2 separate regions of the Mus musculus genome follow, and region 2 is linked to region 1. The links are chromatin loops, found by intact Hi-C in ENCODE. Cell type or tissue: heart. All regions are shown on one strand.

Evidence for each region. Peaks named below come from ENCODE experiments on the same cell type or tissue, not always from the same donor. Only the 100,000 strongest peaks of a DNase experiment are listed, where the experiment ranks them.
Region 2: a loop joins it to region 1, with 2.8 times the contacts of the local background. A loop is called at or near these places in 3 of 42 quality-filtered maps.

Annotation. Positions count from the first base shown.
Region 1 is chr10:94,031,769-94,039,768 of GRCm38, reverse strand. It overlaps Vezt (vezatin, adherens junctions transmembrane protein), which reads left to right and starts at 3,970. Exons shown (of 12, transcript NM_172538.5): 1 at 3,970-4,099. The coding sequence starts at 4,064. Fgd6 (FYVE, RhoGEF and PH domain containing 6) reads right to left here and starts at 3,768. Exons shown (of 21, transcript NM_053072.3): 1 at 3,459-3,768. The coding sequence starts at 3,474. In heart, a CTCF peak has its summit at 3,794; a DNase peak (open chromatin) is centred at 3,808; H3K4me3 peaks cover 3,201 bases; H3K27ac peaks cover 2,134 bases.
Region 2 is chr10:94,195,931-94,203,930 of GRCm38, reverse strand. It overlaps Nr2c1 (nuclear receptor subfamily 2, group C, member 1), which reads right to left. Exons shown (of 14, transcript NM_011629.3): 14 at 6,717-8,000. It overlaps Ndufa12 (NADH:ubiquinone oxidoreductase subunit A12), which reads right to left and starts at 4,896. Exons shown (of 4, transcript NM_025551.4): 1 at 4,801-4,896; 2 at 3,899-3,981; 3 at 556-643. The coding sequence starts at 4,886. In heart, a CTCF peak has its summit at 4,633; a DNase peak (open chromatin) is centred at 4,940; H3K4me3 peaks cover 2,056 bases; H3K27ac peaks cover 1,422 bases.

The sequences.
Region 1 (8,000 bases):
TATTTTTAACTTCAATATCCAATTTAACATCAAATGGTGTTCTGAAGGCTAAAGAGATGACTCAGTTGTCAAGAGCCCAAGACATGGGCTGGCGAGATGGCTCAGCAGTTAAGAGCACTGACTGCTCTTCTGAAGGTCCTGAGTTCAAATCCCAGCAACCACATGGTGGCTCACAACCACCCGAAATGAGATCTGACACCCTCTTCTGGTGTGTTTGAAGACAGCAACAGTGTACTTATTTATAATAATAAAGAAATCTTTGGGCCGGAGCGAGCGGAGCCGACTAGAGCAAGCAGAGGTCCTGAATTCAATTCCACAACCACATGGAGGCTCACAACCATCTGAACAGCTACAGTGTACTCACATACATAAAATAAATAAATCTTTAAAAAAAAAGTGCAATACATACTGTTCCTATAGAAGAGCGGAGTTCAGTTCCTAGCACCTATGTGGCTAGGGTAGAGAGTGGGGGTTGGAGAGTTGGGAAGGGTTACAACCGACTGGAACTCCAGTTCTAGGGAATCCAACAACCTGCTCTGAACTCTGCTGGTGCCTGTGCTCACACGCACAAACCTCTACCTACTACACACAAATATATATACATACATATTTTACAAATAAATCCCTTTAAAAGATGATGTTTTCAAAAGCAAGCAGGGTGAACTTCAATAGGATCATTGTGTAATTCCTTAATGACTAATAGGAACAAGTGAGTGCCAAGTCACTGGTACAGCAATATATGAAACCTTTCCTTACTGTTAGTTCTTTATTTTTAGTTTTCGGAGACAGGCTTTGCAATGTAGCCCTGGATATCCCTGAACTGCAGTCTTCCTGGCTCACCCTCTCTGGTCCTGGGATTACAGAGGCACAACACTATGTCAGCTTCATTACTATTTTTTAAAATTATATATTATGTGGTGTGTGTGTGTGTGTGTGTGTATGTGTGTGTGTGTATTCCACTGCATACATGTGTTAGATGAAAACATGTAAGACTTGGTTCTCTCTTTTCATCACGTGGGTCCCCAGTGCCCAAACTCAGGTCAGCAGGCTGTGACAGGAAGAGCCTAACCACTGAGCCATCTCACTGGCCCTTATTATTTGTAATGCTTTGAAAGAAGAATGGCTCAAAACAACACCAATAAGACATTATGTTATGATTCACTCCAATGCTCAAAACCTATAGTCAGTACACACTGTTTGGAAATGAATGCTGCACCTCTGGATCTTGATATTAATATTAACATCCAGACCCAAATGCTTCCTTAGAGCAATTCGGCAAATCTTCTATTTACACAGCTGTCTGGCTGCAGGGGAAAGCGAAGGTAGAAAGGACCACTGCTGTCTTACTGCTATAAACAGATTTGTCATCTGTTACACACAGGTGGCCGTGGCTCACGAGCACACTCTCTCTCTGGGCTATTCCACGAGGCCCCAAACAAAACCGTACAGGCATGAATGAGAATAGTGAGATGTTTATGCACACTATGATGGAAAGCTACTTTTAATTAACTCTCTTTTATTCCATGTACTACTCAGAATACTTCAAAAAATCTCCTCTATGAGCTCACACTTCAACCGCTGTATAAAAACAAGCAAAACCAAAGCAAACTCTTCCTCGGGACACCTGTCACTTAAAGGTGGTACAACAGCCCCCTAATAATAAATTAGGCCACCCTTCCCAACTACACTAGATCAGGCTAAAACTAACGCTCTGCTTCATTAGTAATTTTCCCCAAAGCTTTAATAAATTTCATTATTATGAAACCCCCCCCCACACACACACACACGACTAGCAAGGAAATGTATGTATAACTTCATATAATGGGCAGGAAAGAGAAACCTCAGTCCTCTTCCGTATCCCCCTAGATGTAACAAAAACTTACAATAAATCTCATCAAATCGGTGAGCAAAAAAGTAATGATTCTCAGCAAGCCATTCTTAAAAAAAAAAAAAAATCAACTCACTCAGCTAGACACAGGAAGTGTCTCTCTTTTAAATACCACAAAAATGCTGTGGATTTCCTTAATTGTAAAGTTGATAAGTATAAAAATAGCTAGCCTTGTTCTGGATTAATTTGAAGAAAACAATCGTAAACTTCCTGACTGAATTCTAGAAATTTTAATTATTAAGTTTTAAGTTTTTATTTTAAATTAATTATATTAATTCAGTCATTTTAAAAAGCTGAACGATGGCGAGGGTACAGAAACTTGGGCTGAAAACGATCCGTTGTTTAAATGGAACACATCCCAAAACTGAGAGAAACGTTTGTAAATAACTCAGTGCATGATGATCACGTGATGAATGCACATCACTTCAAAGAGAATAAAGGTCTCACTTTCTTATTGTTACTAATTTCTTGCCTGTTTGAAGTAATCCGGATTTTGCCTAGCAGTGTGACTCCTTCAAGGCTTTAGAAGTACAAATCAGAACATTTAGTGTGTGTGCTCTCCTGACAGTTTTCAAGTTGCAGGAATGTTAAACAAACGCCAAAAAAAGCAAAGAAAATTTAATCTGATACTTAAGTGCTAATTCTAGACCTAACTGAAGTGAAACTTACGCTCTTTTACTACAAAATCTCTCATCAAAGTTTCTTCTGATGTGGATAAAGATGCCTTTAATATATCCCATACCTTATTAAATTCTGGCTTTGAAAATGTGCTGTGTTCTTATAAAGAGACTGTCCCTTGGACACAAATTTGGAAGATTAGAAACTGTTCCTTAAAAAGGTCACAACACAATGAGCCAAAGTGCTTAAATTCACACAAAGGTAAGGAGAGGCTTTGTCATTTGGGTGAGTGGAAAGGAGGCAGACTGAAAATAGGGCTTTGTTTACACAGTCCAGGTACGAGGGGGGTGGGGGGGGGAGGAAGAAAGGAAGGAAGGAAGGAAGGAAGGAAGGAAGGAAGGAAGGAAGGAAGGAAGGAAGGAAGGAAGGAAGGAAAAGGTGAAGATGAGCAAAAAACAGGGAGGGGTAGGTGCAGGGGAGGGGGCAACTCGGTTTTGTTTTATTTTACCAACTAATAGTCCATACTCACTCAGGTAATAGGGCTCAAAACACCAGGGTGCAAACAGCTCTATCCAACCCTCCTTACAAGCGCGAAGAGTTTCAGTCAATAAATACTAGGTTTTCAAGCAACGCGGGCTAGTGGCGGAGTTTCTTCAACTCGCTGGAAAACTGTCCTAGCTTAGAATAACTGACTCCTCCACACCGGACTCCACGCTTCCCACACCGCGCACAGGCAGCGACAGCGCCTAAGTCACGGAACCCGAGCAAGCTCCGCGACGCCGTCCCATCACCTGGGCTCAGGGGTGGGGGACGCATCCCGGGGACCCCACAGCGGGCGCGGGCGACCGGCGCCAGTCCCGCACCGCCCACCCGCGGGGAACGCAGCGGGAGCCGGAGCCCGCCGGCGCCCGCCGCGACTACTCCCCAGCCCGGCGCGAGCGCAGCCACTTACCCGCGGCAGAAGTCATGACTGCCCCGCGCGGCTCACGCCCTCAGTCCATGGCTCCCGTTCAGTCCACACTCCCCAGAGTTTGAGCAGAAGACAAAAGTCCCCGCAGCGCCCACATTCCGTCCCGCACCGCCTGAGCGCCTCACAAAGGACGGACGCCGGCTCCCGCGACCCTCCGGCGGACCCGGGCGCTAGCGGCCAGCGACAGGGGGACGTGCACGAGCGCCGCTCCGCCGCGCTCCGGGACGATCGCCAGGCGCGCGCACGAGAGGAGATCGCAGCGGCTTCGCGGACGCGCGCCCCACCTCAACTTGAGAGAAAAATCCGCGCTCCAGGCGCCCCCTAGTAGTCAGGGGATGTAAAAGGCAGACAAAAGCCATAGCTCTCTCCAATAGGAGCTCTGGAACGCCCGCCCGCTCCCGCCCCTCCAGCCTACACGCTCACCCTCTTCTCCAATAAGCAGGTCGGAAAGGGGCGTGGGTCGCGATGCATGCCGGGAGTTGTAGTTTTCAGTGCCCCCGAGGTGGGCAGGAGCCGAAGCCTGGGTGCTGCCCGCCCTCCTGCCTTCATTTCCCATCGTGCTGAGGCGGGTGGTATGGCGGAGAAGGATGACACCGGAGTTTGACGAAGAGGTGGTTTTTGAGGTGAGGAGAAAATGGCGGGGAGTGTGGACCGTCTTTGTTTCCGAAGGACTAAAGGAAGAGCGAGAAGGCAAAGCGATTCAGAGGGGAGGGATAGGGTGACGGGCGCCTGCGGGCCTGGGTCCCCAATCCTCCGCTGTTTCGGGGCCTACTTGCTGCAGCCGCCTGACAGGTATAGCTCAGGGGATCCTGGCGTGGTTGGCCTCTGCCCCGAGCTCGCCCAGAATTCCCAGACCCGGCGCAATTGACCGGCCCTGGGCGGGAGCCTTGATCGGTTCTTACCCTATGGCTGCACCGCCCTGGACTGCGCCTCGTTGGGGCGGGGCCGAAACGTGCTGGATATTCTGTCTACTACTTAACCTCCTTCCCTTTTTATCTTTGATTTTTGCGGGCCTGTTAATCCATAAGTGCCTCCGGTCATCATCATCATCATAATCATCATCATCAAGGTGTGGCCTCTGGAATGCAGGCAGGCAGCAGGTGCCTTTCTATGTGGGGTTTAAGGTCTGTTAAGTGAGACCTGTGGCCAATGGTGTGAGCTCTGGCGTCTCAGCACCTAGGTTCCATTCTTTTGTCCTTGCTGTTGCGCTAAGTGTAGCCAGTTCTGAATGGAAGCTCTGGTCTGGATGTGAATGCTTTTGTGTTGGACTATTTTAAGATGTCTCTGCCATCTTGAATTTAAAAAATAAAGCCTAGTTAATGGCTTTAGTGCCATTTTTACCCCATCAGACAGGTCAATACCCACACCCTGGAACGTGTATGTGTATGTATTGAATATGTATGCCATACTTTCCCTCAGCCAACTAGATTTCAGGGAATTCATACAAGAGAAAGAGAAGAAATCCCCCGTGGTGTATAATGGGAGGGTGAGGTACGGTACAGAATGTGAAGTATTGAGATATCTAAAAACTGCCCGTGGAAGCATAATTTGGAACCCATTGTCCACTCATAGCACTTTAAAAAGCTACACACAGCAAGTGATACCCTAGGTAAATCTTCAGCTCTGAATGAAATTAGGAAGATTGATGGGAGAAAATGTACTCCAGGAAAAGGGTTTTATGTATGCCAAAGATCGGGGTGGGGTGACAATACTGAACGTGCAGCTTTAGGGGCTGGAGTATGGAGGGTTGCAAAGTGACTTAATATAGCTACAGTATCGAGGAGGGAAATATGACTGCTTTGCTATTATGAAGGGTCTAGATATGAGGACTTGAGTAGAGAGGACAAAGGCATACATTTTGGAAGTCAGAAAAATTAATACTGACTTGGATATTCATCTCTAATATGAAATTGAGGGAATGGCTACAGATTGAATGTGGGAGATAAAGAGGAGAAAAAAGTAGGTGGCTGAAATTTTTATTTTTTTACCCTGCTTTCTTTGGTTTCTGGACATAATAAGTGTGTTTTTGGTTTGCAGAGTTTTATTGGTCTGGGGATGTAGTTCAATGGGTAGAGCGCTTGGCTTGAATGCACAAGTCTCTTGGTTCAATTGGCAGCGCCACACAAACCTGATAGGGTGGTATACACGTGCCTGGGATTCCAGCACTCAAAAGGTGCTTTTAAGAGCATCATAAGAACTTCAAAGTATCAGCTACTTAGTGAGTTAGAGACTAGGGTGAGATAGGAGAGACCCTATCTTAGAAAACATTTTGTTACAAAAGATAAAAGCAAAAAAAAAAAAGATCTTGGAAGTTTCAAATGTGTGACTATGTTTGCATGGGGTTTTGTTTTGGTTTGGTTTGGTTTTCTAGTGTGAAAGATGTACCACAGAGTTTTGAATCTATTTTTATGTAAATTTAACTTTGTCATTAATCTTGTTCCCACTCATCCACTCCCTTTTCTTTTCGGAGATAGAAAGGGTCTTAGTATGGAATCCAAGCTGGTCTTGAACTTTGAACTCTCCCATCTTAGCCTCCTGGTATTATAGGTGTATCCCATCATGTCCCACAATAATATAAACATTATGTTTCTTAGATTTACATTTATAGATTTATTAAGCATTTAAAAATTTGGTGCTAGGGGTTGAACTCATGGCTTCCCCATGCTTAATAAGTACTCTCAGCCTAGCTTCTTAAAAATTGATTTACATGAATTCTCCTTCTGTTTTCTTTTCTGTTGGTCAGTGCATTGCTTTTATGTTTTATTATTTTATGTGCATGGATAGTTTGCCTGCATGGATGTCTATGCACCACATGTGTGCTTGGTGCTCTTGGAGACTAGAAGAGTGTGTGAGATCCCCTGTAACTAGAGTTATAAACAGTTGTGAGCCTACATGTGGGTGCTGGTGACTGAACCCCCCAGCCCCCGTCCTCTGGAAGAGCAATCAATGCTCTTAACATCTCGTTAGCCTCTGCATGAATTATTCATCTACTGCTTTGCCATTATCATATGTGTAGACTTACTGTTCCAGCTCTCTGCTTAACTTTTTGATTATTGTCACACGAGAGTATACATAAGGCATATACACATACCAAGAGCGTACACAACGATGGGTGTGCGAATAATAAGTGGAACATCACTAACACCACTGCCTCCTTCCTGCTGTTTGTCAGTTTCTGGTTCCCACCCTAAGGATAAGTACTACTCAGAACTGTAATGACTAACCCAGATTAGTTTCATCTGCTCTTACTGTCTGTACACTGTCAGGCATCACTTACATACTTTCTTTTTCTTTTTCCTTGCTGCTTTGTGACATTCATTTATATAATTACCTATGCATTTTTTTGATACAGTATTCCATGTGACTATATGGCTCTTTTTAATCAGGTCTTCTGAGGGATGTACATTAGGTAGTTTCTGCTTTGAAATTGTTGTAAATAGTATTACTGAGGACTTTTCTTTATTACTATTATTAATAATATATGTATGAGTACATTGCCTCTATCTTCAGACACACCAGAAGAGAGCATCAAATCCCATTACAGGTGGTTGTGAGCCACCATGTGGTTGCTGGGAATTGAACTCAAGACCTCTGAAGAACAGTCAGTGCTCTTAACCTCTGAGCCAATGTGCGGTTTTGGTAAGCATATTTTTTTTGTTGGGTATATACTTAGAACTGAAAATGCTAAATTATAGAAAAGAGATGTATTTGCCTTACATAGATACTCTAAAGCAGTTATGGACACTCCTGTCAGCAGCATGTAAGAGGTCTCCTTATACCATATCCTCACCAGCACTCTTTCAGCTTTTGTATCCGTCTGATAGATGTGTATTGTTACTTTTGTGTGTTTTTCATTTCTGTATCGTCAGTATGGAACTTAAGATGACCACTGTGAGTCTTTATATTGGTTTTTCTCTTACTATTAAAAAAAACTGTGTACAAAGGTACAATTCCTTCATTATATATCTACCCGACATCTCTTAGGGTATATGTATGTGGCTTCTGCACATTTTTAAAAGTAAATTTTTATTACATGTGTGTGTGTGTGTGTGTGTATGTGTGTGTGTGTATGTCAGAAGCCAATTTGCAAGTGTTGATTCTCAGCTTCTACCATGTAGGACCTGAAGTCAAATTCATGACGTGGCAGCAAGTCCCTTTGTCCACTGAGCCATCTCAGTGGCAGCTTCTGTACTCTTAACAGTTCATTGCAAAGAATACAGTCTCCTAAATTCATTCAAATCCACTTGATCTTTTTTTCTTGTATGTATGGATAATGCTCCAAGGAAATACTCGTGTAACCCTAAAATCACAAAGATGTTTTCTCTAAAAGTTTTGGCCTTTTGCAATTGATCTGCTATTTTTTCCCCAATATGCATATCTGGTTGGCCTGGCATCATCATTTCCCCCACTAAAATGTGTTGCCTGTGTTATAAATTGGAGCACCACCTTGTTTTATTGAGACAGGCCCCATTACGTAGTCCTGGCTGGCCTGGAACTCACTATGTAGAATAGTTCAGACTCACA
Region 2 (8,000 bases), 160 kb before region 1:
CACACACACACACACACACACACACACACACACACACACGCACGCACGCACGCACGCACGCACGCACGCGCACACACACACACACACACACACACACACACACACACACACACACTATGTCATTTAACATGCCTTCAGGCTGAACAGGGGCAGCACTTTCAGTGCACAGAAGACAGAAGTGAGAAGGATTTCTAAGATCAGCTTCAGGACCACGAGGCTTCTGCTTGTTTTTTCTCGAGCTTGCACCTGAAGAACCACAGGTGTGAAGGCATTTCGACTACAGCCTCTGCCACTAGCATCAGCTGCCGCCTGCTTAGAGAACATGTCTTCAGATGAGTCTAAGATTCTGTCTCGCAGGGCAGAGACAGCCATCTTGCTTTGCTTAGAGCCCCTGACTCACAGAGTATGAGAAAAGGAGTGATTGTGGCTCAAGGCACGGCAGCTGTGGAGTAACTTAAGACCCCTGCGACCTGAAGCAGACTCTCTCACTGTGAGTACCTTTCCTCTACTGTGAAGTGAATACTGCCTGTCCTATACCCCGTTGACTTCGCTTACCACTCAGGAGGCACCATGCTTCCATCCACATCCCAGAATGTGTTTTTGCCGTTCATCTCGGTGGTGTAGATGACCCATCGGTGGCGGCCTGAGTGGGAGGAGGGAGAAGATAGTTTCTGAAGTGTACGCACATAAAACCGGAAAGACTGTATCATTTTGTTCTAACATAACAGTGTGTCCGAGGGATGACATCCTGCTGTACCATGAAGCCAGCTGCATCACAGAGCAGGGATGGAGCTAGGGTTGGGCTCACAACCTTTTCACAGTGGAGAACCCTTGCTTCTCCCCGACGTCTGACCCAGAATGAGCACGAGGAGGCACGCTTGGCCCCCTCTGCTTAGGGAATTCCCAGAAAAGAAAGTTCTCCAGGAACCAGAGCAAAAACGTACTCACAACAGCACACATTAATTCTGGGTTTCTAAATAAACTGCATCCATAAGGAACACTGTGGTCCTTTGGAAATATTTGAGTCTTATGTAATGGTGACTATTATAAATGGTGGTTAGTTAAGAGGACAGTTCACGGCATCAAAACACTATGGCTGCCTTACTATTTATCAGCTCTCTGTGAAATGAGCTGGGTAACCTACCTACTATTTCCAAAACTGTTCCCAAGGTGGAAAGAGAACTAGTCCCGAAAGTGCTTACCTCGCAAGCACAAGGACTGGAGCTTGATCCCCAGAGCTCACATTAAATGAAAAGAAATAGATGGATGCCAGGCATGGCAGTGGGTAACACCAACTCAGGCAGAGGCAGGTGGATCCCTAGGGCAAACTGGCTGGGCCAGCCCAGCCTACTTGGTGAATTCCAGGCCAGTGGAAGGAAAAAAGGTGAATGGGACCTGAGACACAATACCCAAGGTTGTCCTCTGGCCTACACACCCACACAGTCCACATACTACAAACACACACACACACACACACACACACACACACACACACACACACACCATACTACACATATACACTCAACATTGTGTACACGTACACTACACAGATCACATATTACACACATATACCAATATTGTACACACATACTACACATAGCACATACTACATACACATCACATATTAAACACAAACATGTACCCAACGTAGTACACACACATACTATACATAGCATATACTACATACACACATACCTCCAATATAGTATACAAATACACACACATACACCCCAAAAGCTCATAGACCCATTGACAGGACAGCTGAATTCCAGAGCAGACTGAGTGGCACAGAAAACACATATCACAGAAAAGCAGAAGAATGGATAACTAAACATGAACTGCAATCCAACAGGTCAGTTATACACAAGTCATTTGCAATTTCAATTCAAGGAGACCTGATGTCTCCATGGACAGCAGGCAGGCATGTGGCACATGGACATACACACAGGCAAAACCCATAAAATAAAGTAATTAATATTATATAAATAAAATAAATAGATAATTTTTATGTTGAAAGTTCATGTTCACACTTGGCAACTCCACTTCTAGGAATTTGTTTTTAGACTATGTATTTATTTTTTAAAAATTCTTTTTAAAAATTGTATGTGTTTTGCCTGAGTACGTATGTACGTATGTGCACCCCATGTGTGCCTGGTACCCGTGGAGGCCAGAAGAAGGCATCAGATTCCCCTGGAACTGGAGTTCCAGAGAGCTGTGAGCTGCCAGGTGGGTGCTATGAACTGAACCCAAGGCTCTGCAAGAGCAGCCAGAGCTCTTAATCACAGAGTTGTCTCTCTGGCCCTCATTCAAGCCTTTAAAACATGCATAAGTCGCAGTATTAAAATACAAGTAAAATTACAGGGGCCAGTGAGATGGCCGCAGGTAAAGGGGCTTGTGGCTAAGTGTGAGGGCCTGAGTTCAATCCCTGCATCCTATACTATGGAAGGAGAGAACTGACTCCCACATGTTGTTCTCTGACACACGTGCACCCCGGCACTCAAACAGCCACGCATGAAAACACATTTAAGTACATGTGATTAAAACCTTCTAGAAAGAAAATAATAATAAAGTCACAACAGAAGGCGCTTCCTACGTTCTCTCCTTTTCTTTTTATCCCTGAACCTAGGGCCGACAAGGACAGTTCCCGGTCACCGAACCACTTGATATTCTCACCTCAGCTTTCACTCTTTATTTTATATGACAAATTTTAATATTTTCAATACTACCTATCATTCTAACAATTAGCAAAAATAAAGGTACTTATATTTTAGTGTGAGACGAGAAGAAAGAAGAGGGAGAAGGAAAGTTACTTTAATTCCTAACAACAAAATACTGAGTAGAAAGAATATCTCCCTGGGGCTCTGTTGCCATTTCTGTCATATGATCAAGTCTCTTTGGCGAAGACATTTCCTCAAGGTTTGGCTGCGTCATCTATGAAAACCTGTTTTTGGGGTTTTGTTTGATAGGGTTTCTATGCAGTCCAGGCTATCCTGGCTAGCCTCAGACCTTTGGCAATTCTCTTGCCCCTGCCTTCAGAGTACTTGGACCACAGGAGCCACGATGCTCCAGCTCAGATTACTTAAAATCTGACCAAAGCTTAAAGTTCTGTGGTTTGTGTTTAAAATGTTATGGTTGGCCGGGCGGTGGTGGTGCACGCCTTTAGTCCCAGCACTTGGGAGGCAGAGGCAGGCGGATTTCTGAGTTCGAGGCCAGCCTGGTCTACAGAGTGAGTTCCAGGACAGCCAGGGCTACACAGAGAAACCCTGTCTCAAAAAAAAAAAAAAAAAAAAAAAAAAAAAAAAAAAAAAAAAGAAAATGTTACAGAATAAGATGCAAACGTCTGGGGCACCAACTTGCAGCCACATAAGTCTGGCTTACACACCTCTACAGAATAGTATGAGGTGATAGATGGCTTGGCTTCTTCACCTGAAAGATGAGGTCTGGGGTCGTTGAAGGGTGTACTTCAGGTCACTATGTATGGTGGCAGGTGCCCAAACTGGCTGAGCCATCCCCTCTGCCCACGTTTTAAATTTCCTATTGAGTTTTCCGTTCCAAGTCACTTAGTATCTGTTCATGCATGATGTCAAAACTAGACTCTGAATCCTAACCCCATCCATTTATACACACACACACACACACACACACACACACACACACACACACACACACACAAAATCTATAAATACTGGGCTGGAGAGATGGCTCAGCGGTTAAGAGCACCGACTGCTCTTCCAGAGGTCCTGAGTTCAAACCCCAGCAACCACATGGTGGCTCACAACCATTTGTAACAAGATCTGACACCCTCTTCAGGGGTGTCTGAAGACAGCTACAGTGTACTTACATATAATAATAAAATAAATCTTAAAAAAATAAAAGAAAAAGAAAATACTGCACTCACCAAAAAATTGCTTGTTGTCTTCGTAGTATTTATTTCCATATTTGTCTTCTCCCACCAGTGTACCAATCCTTATATCATTTGCCCTTTAAGAAGTACACAGAGGAAAAAAAAGGCATCTCAGAATGATTCACACTGTTCAAGACAAACCCAGAAACAGACCGTACCACCGACTGTTTCTGCATCGACACAAGAACGAGATGCTACGGGGGATGCTCGCTGCTTGTACACCTCTAGCCTTCAGCCGAAGGCTCTTGCCACTCAACGCTCACGAATTAACTTTCTGGCAAAGAGCTCTGGAGTCTCCTGTGTTGTCCCAGCAGCATGCAGACAGGTGTGTGTGTGTGGGGGGGGTAATCAACCAAACAACTGATGTGCTTAGATTGCATATAAAACACTACTTTCCAGCTACGGTCCACGTATGTAGATACGTGCACCCTGAGACACTAAGTTAGCAAAACCTTCAGGCAGTCAAAGTACTTCATCATCTTCGTATTACGAGTGTCCCCTGGATTATTCACTGGTCCTCCGGATTTGCTGCGATTTATGGGGCTAATCGGGACTAGCATGATCGCCACCTTCAACTTCTTACTGTACACAGTGCAGAGGAAAACTTGCCCAAGGTCACCGTGAGGGGTAGAGGGGTTGCTATGCTAAGCCTCATTACACCCCAGGACTCGAGCCCGGAGCATCCCGGCTACCCTAGCACCTGCGTCACAGCTCCGCCACTAGGGGCTGAGTAGGGCCCAGAGACGTCTCAGTCCAAGGAACTCAACTCTTGGGACTGAACTTGTCCTTGACCGGATCCCTGGACCTCCAAAGTGATCTAATCTGAGCTCCTTTCCAGGAAAGCAGCCAGCGGAGGTGCGTCCCCAGAGACCCAGGGTCTAGCCCTGGCCTCCTACCTGAAGAAAACCCGTAGGAGGCCCCGCAGGCCGCCGTGGCCGGTGACCTGCTGCACGCCGCGCTTCAGGACCTCCACCAGCTCCATTCTCATCTGCATGGTCCGCCCCTTCCGTGTTCGGGTAAAACCCGCCGGGCGGAAGACGAGATACTCAAGGCGCCACCGTTTGGAGGTTCCTGCTCGTCAACCGGCCGCGGAGGTCGTTCTACGCAGGCGCAGAGCTGGAGGTCGCGCAGGGAGGATTATCTGGGGTTTTACAGTACAGGTTGGTGTCTTCCTAAAGGTGAAATTAATGTTTTCGGAGGCTGTACCCAGAAAGCGACCCTGCGGGGAGAAGTACGCCAAGCAAAGCTTTCCCAGATGGGAGTTTCTCCTGTCGAAATAAGTTTCTTCCTCCAGACAACGATGACGCACATTCCAAAAATTCCTTATAGCACTAGAAGCTAAGAAATGCATTACTGACCCCACAGCGGTATTGTACATTTAATACAGAGTGCGTATGATTTTGAATTCATTAAGCGTCGGTATGCTGGTAGATGAGTGATGAAGAATTGCAAAGAATAAGATTAAGTAAAATACCTGAAGGATTTGTTATTTTATTGTTGCAAGGTGTAAGCACAGACACTAGGTAGACTTCATCACAGAGTTAGTGCTTTACAAAATAATAAAATAAATAAACAATACTGGCAAACCCCTAGCCATAAAAAAGAAAAAGAAAAGAAAAGAAAGAAGAAACTAGGATTAATAAAATTAAAGATTAAAAATAGTTAAGTGTCAAGTCGACAAGGCTGGCCAGATTGCGAACCTCGGGAATACACCTGCCTCCACATCCCTGGAACTGAGTCTACAAAGGTGCCACCATACCCGAATTTTCTACATGGGCTCTGAGCTGTAACTTCTTTTCTCACGCTTGCAAGGTAGGCTAAGATCAAACCCAGGTCCTTGGCAAGAGCAGCTAATATTCTTAATTTCATTTTAAAAATATTTTGCGTTATTTGCATATTGTTTCCAAGCCCTGTGTGTCTTTACATATTCCTCACAATATGTATGTTTTTTGATGACTAGAATGCAGGGGAGTCACAGGAGACTTCTGATAGCAGGATAGAAGGCAAATTGGCCTCCAGCTCTTTCCCTTAGAACACAGCCAGTAGGCAGTAAGGAGCAGAACAGAGAGACTCTGGCCATGCCCAGATTCTGTCCCACTGCAAGTCCCAGCTAACAGCCACTAATACTCAGTGACTACAGAGATTTAAACCCATGATTTCTGCCAGACCCCTGTTCTGACTGAATGGAGATAGGTTGTCCCTGACCACCTCTGTCTGTATTATACATTCATGTGAAAATGCACACTTCTAACTGGTAGGTTTGGGGTGGCTAACCGCAAAACCTTGATGCTTGACATACTGCCAATAGTTTTGAAGCCCCTTCTATATCCTTCCCCGTTTGCACCTTCCTCCTCCCTTCCCAACTATTACCTAGACTTGATGCTCTTGCTTCTTGACTACATTTTATATGTATATGTACATGTAAATGTACTGTTACACAGATGTAACAGTAAACTAGTTAAATCATATTCTCTATGCTTTATGTACTTATTCAAATCGATGCAGGTTTTCTTTGTTTATATAATCTTAAACTCCATGTGTGTGTGGGGAGCACAAAGGAAAGAGACTGAACTCAGATAGCTGCATTTCCACAGAAAGTGCTCTGACCCTCTAAGCCATCTTGCCATTATTTTTGTTCTTAAAATGCTTATATGATTTTTCTCCCTTCTACTGCTGGAGACTGAACCTAGGGCCTTGTAAATGCTAACCTAAGCACAAGCTCTCCCACTGGGATGCCCTATGACGCAGAGGGCATCCAATCACCAAATAAATAGGTCATTGAAATAAAATACATTGACAGGATACAGAAATTTGTAATGCAAGTCACATTTTAATACAGTTTTAAAAAGACTTCCCAATGTAACTACAAATTTCATCAGGAAAAATATCTCAAAGAAATAACCATTAGGACACTTTTTTTTTTTTGGTGAATCCTTGGCTTATTATCTTGAGATGATAAAGGTATCAAAGGAGCCAACATTTTGACACTGTGATATGACATCGTCATCTACAGATGTGCTGGGATGCAGGTTACACATGCCCTACTGAGACTTTCTGCGTGAGCATTTTATGCTCTATGCACTATTCCCTGGCAGCTTCTTATAAATAGAACTGTTGACAGGATGAAACAGGAAATAAAGCCCTCCTAGTAAGTTGGTAACATTTGCAAGACTACACTTTTAAACTTTTTGTTACTACTGTTAGTAGTAAAATCCACCACCCCCCATAGAAAAATTCAGCAAAACTTTTTATTAATAATAAAGAATGTAATCTAACTGCAATAAAATCTCTGTGTTTGAAAAATAAATACCAGCGTGTGGTGCATGTCTATAATCCCAGCAACGGGGAGTGGGAGGCAGGAAGATAACGGCAAACTTGAGTTCAGCTTGGGCTGGGTAGCAAGATCCTGTCTCAAGAAAACAAAACAGAGATGTGGAAAAGAAGGACGGAGAGAGGGAGAGGGAGAAAGAAGAAAGGGAAGAGGAGAGATGGGGGGAGAAGATCAACAAATAGATGAACAGATTTACTAAAGGAATCCATTATAAAATCAGTACAAAGAGCGACTGATGCCTGTCATATTGGTGTGGAAGACTGAGGAGTCTAAAATGCTTTGGTTGTAGCAAATAATGAAACTTGAGGTTGTTAGAGCAGCCTTCCTCGGCTCTGCAGGGAAAAGAATCAGTGCAGAGTCTTTTGCCTTTATGAATTATCAATTGCTTGAATTATTTAACTCACCTTGGAACCATATTGGCTTTGATAATTGCATTACTTAGCAAACTGGGTGAGTTTTTTTAAAAAGGACCCAATAAAAACGGCTAAAGGCCAGGGCAGGGTGAAAAAGCTGAACCCCCGTCTGAGAAGAGGATAGATGCTTTCTGTGGAATGAAAAAAGCAACTACTTTAGTATCCATTCTAAAATACTAATACATCCTGGGGGCAGTCTGTACTATGTTTAAAACACAGTAAACCCCCAAATTTAAAACAGGATCCCCATCTTATTCTCAAGACTAATTTTCTACCGCAATGAATAAAAGTGCTTATAACTAATAATCTACTACACTATGAAAGAAAATACAAATGGCTTGTGTCTCATTGC